Linked DNA regions of Mus musculus: region 1 is linked to region 2. A link is a loop called in an ENCODE intact Hi-C map of the cell type or tissue named here. Cell type or tissue: left cerebral cortex. All regions are shown on one strand.

Evidence for each region. Peaks named below come from ENCODE experiments on the same cell type or tissue, not always from the same donor. Only the 100,000 strongest peaks of a DNase experiment are listed, where the experiment ranks them.
Region 1: a loop joins it to region 2, with 3 times the contacts of the local background. A loop is called at or near these places in 11 of 42 quality-filtered maps.

What each region holds. Positions count from the first base shown.
Region 1 is chr11:109,648,211-109,650,710 of GRCm38, forward strand. It overlaps a transcript of Prkar1a not described here. Among named protein-coding and RNA genes, the nearest start is that of Prkar1a, 1.5 kb to the right of the region's middle. In left cerebral cortex, no CTCF peak of the experiment used is centred here; DNase peaks (open chromatin) are centred at 523, 1,225, 1,638 and 2,228; H3K4me3 peaks cover 1,554 bases; H3K27ac peaks cover 1,654 bases.
Region 2 is chr11:110,270,696-110,273,195 of GRCm38, forward strand. It overlaps Abca5 (ATP-binding cassette, sub-family A (ABC1), member 5), which reads right to left. Exons shown (of 39, transcript NM_147219.2): 39 at 1-1,871. The coding sequence ends at 1,764. Among named protein-coding and RNA genes, the nearest start is that of Abca6, 20 kb to the left of the region's middle. In left cerebral cortex, a CTCF peak has its summit at 1,262 (motif pointing left); a DNase peak (open chromatin) is centred at 1,246.

The DNA of each region.
Region 1 (2,500 bases), 620 kb before region 2:
AACTGCGGAGACACCTCTCTAGGTTCTCATATTCCATTTTTTATGTGTGTGTGCACTATGGTTTTCCTCTGCTTTTGCTTATTACATGTCCCAGGGAAATTATTTTTGCAATTGTTCTACAAAATTGTGATAGCAATTGTGGGATTCTGTTTTCAAAGAATAAAATTTACTTACAAACTTACTGTCTTAGAAATGTTAGCTTCTCAAGGGCACAGGTTGAAAGTAAATGACAGCTTTCGAGTCTAGGGCAGGGGGTCTCTGGGGAGGGGAAATCTTAACAGTCCTGACAACTGTTATTTCTGCCGTGTAATAGACGGGTTGGTATTCTCAGAGTGGCCAAGTGGCACTGTGAGCACATGTGCACCCTTTGGAAAGCCCGGAGGCTGTTGGATTTTCACAACAGCTGTCTTGACAAACCCTGCCGGGCTCAACTATCCATTGGCCATGTCCCTTTTTGTCTTCTAAAGCCCTAGCATATGAGAATCTGGCAGCCAGAACGAGGCTGATTGTGGCTGACACAGGAAATGGTGGTGGCTGGACTGATGCCTGCATGCAGCTGAATGGGGGACACACAGCCAGGTCTTAGCAGGGAAGCAGCTGTCACTCCAAACATCAGGCTCCATGTCACCAGCTTGCTCGTTTCCTTTTTCTAACCTGGCTTCTTTGGCTGCCTTGGAAAGGTAACACTAAGGTCGGACACCAAAATCACTCACACTTAATCTTACCCTTAGGAAGGCAGAGGAATAGGAAGAAAACTCTCATTTAATGTTTCCTACATCGTGTGGGGGACACTGTGTGTTTGTGTTTGGGGGGGTGGGTGCATGCTTCAAAGGAGGTCAATCTACAATCACTGCCTGGGTTTGACCCACACACGCTATGGCCACTCAACCTCTTGTGTCATGCTCTTTCCAAAACGATAACATCATGGAATGATTATCTGTCTGAAGCATCTAGGGCAGTTTACACATGAGGTAGGTGCTCTACGATTGTTTGCTTTTATTCGTCAGTGTTAATACAGTCCCAGTTATCCCTTCGAGATGCAGGAAAATGAAGCTCCAGGAGATTAAGTTCCTCACAGGAGATGGCAAAGCATGAAAACAAACAGATTTATCTGCAGTGGGTGGTTTTGTTTTTTTTCCTTCCTTTCTTCAGAACACGACCGGGCATGCTCAGTGCTATCCAGTTCCCTCTCCCGTTTGCCAGCTTAGGGCTGGGTTTATCAGCACTGGAGAGGGGGAAAGCCTGCATGATGGCGACTCGGTCTTTAATCTTCCACTCTACCCATCTCTGGAAAAGAAGCCATTGATCAACATCCTGGTGAGAGGCTGCAGAGGGAGCGGCTTCCTTCTCTTCCCCCTTCCTTCCTCTGACTACTAGGGGGGGTAATCATAACTAATGTTCAGAGCCCTTATCATAGTCTGGGTATTCCAAGACAAAGTCAGGCTTAAAAAGGTGAAATTTACAAACACCACTTAACCCAAATATCTTAACTGGGGATCACTGTGAAAATTATGCAGGAGATATTGTAACCTTTTTTGGTACTAAGTGTTAAATCCGTGATATTTTCTACGCACATTGCCCTAGCACATACACGATGAGGCTGTCAACACCTTGCAGCTACTCAGAACCACACACTGCAGGGGCCTATTTTATTTATGTATTTATTTAGGCCCACTTTATTTATTTAATTCATATGCCTAAAATTGTGTCCCTTGCTTTCATTTTCACATACTTAAGGGGAAAGTTGACTGAAGGAATAATGAAGTCGCCTTTTCTCTTGTTTTCTCATGCAGCTCAGATTTCTTGCTTGGTCAATGATTTGATCTGCCCATCTGTCTGTACTGCCCATGACGCAGTCTGGCATAATAGGAGGCTAGGGCATTATCAGGACTCCGGGCTCCTCTTGGAAGTCTCCCTACATCTGGTGCTTCTGTAGGCACGGTAGGGCCTCCATTGATGACAGCTCACTTGTGGAGACAGTAGTCAGATTAGCCAAGCAGAGGCTTGATAGGGGCTCAGATTTCCTGGACCGGATGACAGGCCCGAGTCCGGAACCCCGGGTATTGCGGGGGTCTACACAGGATGCGCGCTCTGTCCATCAGGAGCATCTCAGCATCCGCTTGCGCTCAGCTGTGGTAGATCCGCTAGGGCCTCCTCCTCTTCCAACAGCAGGGATCTCCTTGTCCGCCCAGCGTCCTGTAACCCCATCCCCCTCCCTGCCGTCCCATAGCACCCAGGGCGGAGTCGCCCACCTGTCACCGAATCGTCCCACGTGGGTCTGCGGTAGGAGGGTCGAAGGGAGGGAGAAAAGACAGAGGCGTGGAGGGAGGCAGACGCAAGAGCCACCGAGGAACCGAGGAGAGGCTGAGATCTCCGAACAGCTAAACAATCTAGAGGACCCCCCACCACACCTGGTAAGGAAGGGACAATAAAGGAGACAGAAACGGGTTAGCAGAAAGAGAAGGAAAAAGATGAGAGCGATGAAGGGGCTACGTATACG
Region 2 (2,500 bases):
CAAAAAAAGGCCCAAGGTACTTAAATTCTAAAAGATAGCTCTTCAAGTTTACGGCACCATTTAGCAATGACTTGCTGAGAAAATACAATGTGCAATTTATAATTTATCAGCAAAAATAAAGATTTCATCTTAAATACATCTTGACTATATTGGTCATGCAGTAATCATTAATTAAATGATTAATTAAATGTAAGATCCTTAAAGGATCCAAAATTATAATTTGGTATCAGGAGGCAAGCTACTGCCAATGAAACCTTACAAGAACTTGGGGGAGGGGCGTGTCATAAAATCCAAGCAGACTTGTAGGATGGTTCTATTACATTAGAGTACCTCTGAGATACGAGACTACACAGATGCCTTTAGGAAGGTGGAAAGAAACTGTCAAAGCAATAGAGAAAGTTGCCAGCCATGTGCCACCTTGTACTGAGAAAGGAAAACTTGAATTAGCCACTAGTGCCTAAAGTCACACATTTTACTACCCAACAGGACTAAAAGTTCATTAAATCTTCCCAACATTAAATAATTAATAACTTCACTGAAAGCTTGACCATTGAAAGTTGGTAGCAAGCCCTCTGTTCTTGCTATTGTTCTTTACGTCTCTGATGCAAAAGTCACACCACAATATATGTTTTTACAAAGCTAACACATATACAACAGCCTGAAATACAGTATCAACTACATCATATACTTGTATACCTGTCCATATGAGTCATAAAATCAAATATTTCTAAGATTAATTATCATATTTCAACTCTGTCACAAGAGTGAAACTCTAATTTTTATTTCTTAATTTAACCCTTGAAAGAGCTCCTATATTCTACCATGTTCTGAGGTGACCTTTTAAAGGAAGGTATATGCTGACCTACTTAAAACTCAAGAGAGTCAAGGAATCAAATTTAGTAATAAAGATGGTTATCCATTAAATGTCTCATCTAAGAATAAACTTAAATGAGCCCTGTATGAGGAAAGGCAACAACGCGCTCTCTCCCAGCTCGCAGTCGGGTGTCTGGAGGGAAGTAGAGATGAACTGGCCACCTCGACAAACAGCTGTCACTGCACTTTCAGAGACCTGGACTCTTACATACTAAGACTCTAGTCAGAGTCTTTCTGTGAATAACGATCACCAAACACATTTGAATTTTAATGTAGACAAAAGACATACAACCTGAAACATTTAATTGCCCATATCTGCAGTCACTAGACTGCGGCTTCCCTTTATTTCCTGTGACCAACGACTGCCACCTAGTGGACGTTACTTCTCAACGGTTCCACATTTACACAGGCCAACTTCCACTAAGAGCTTCTTTTAGACATATCAAAGGGAAAGCCAGTTTCTGCATTGCTTTGTGTCTCTCTTCTATGTTATTAGTCAGGCACTGGTCTTTTTAATTAGCACTGGGAAATTACATAATTATGTAACATAGTATAAAATTTAAATATTATTCAGAATTATTCTTTTATTATTTCTTTAAATCCTAAGTTGAGAAATATTGTTTTTGTGAAACGTGAAGGTAGGCATATAGACTACCTTCAGATATAAACATGCACATGGACAATTACACGCAAATTTATTGAAAGAAAATCCAAACCATAACCATGGTGTGTTAATTAAGGACTTTAAGAAATTTCCAAGTGCTTTCATTTTTTTTAATAACTATTCAAGTAATAAGCTTTTAAAATCAAAGATAAGATAAAAGAAGAAAAAAATAGAATAAAAAAGAATAAACCAACTCAGGGTCGGTAGGCTGGGTGAGCATAAACATTCAAAATACTACTCTATCCTCCTGCGTCCTTTCCCACCAGAGAGTGCTGGCCAAAGTCCCACAGCTGTTATCTTCTTCCTCTTGCTCTTTAGTAAGTTCTACAAAAACCTAGGTAAAAGGAAGAAGGAAAAGTCAACTACTGTATCATTCAGAGGACTCTTAACTAAGTCAGAAACGATACAATGCCGTAACTAACATGTAACAAGTATCAAGGGATTTTCTAATATTGATGCTATTCAAACAAAGCAAGGTATGCCCAGTAGCTACAAAGACAAACACATATTTAGAGGGTTAATACATTTTCTGATTAATATATCAAGTAGTAGTGTCATAAAATAAATTAAAATTGTTTAAACAATTTCAAGTATTCTAATATAAAATAATGCCATGAGTCTTTTAAATATTTAATAAGATAAACAAAAGATGTTCAAGCTTAACAAAATTAAATGTACTTGAATTAACTGTTCAATAGTATACATATATATCAAACCATCGCACTGTAGTCAATAAATATAAATAATATGACTATTCAATTAAAGATGTTTTAAAATGGAACTGAACAAAAAACTAAGAGGAAGCTAAAGTTGCAATTCCAATTAAGTTATAATTTGAGGATGGTGAGATGGCTCAGCAGTACCTTTTATCAAGCCAAAGACCTGAGTTCAGTCACCAAGCCACATGGTTGAAAACTGACACCACTAAAATGTTGTGGCACTTGCACATCCACACATGAAACA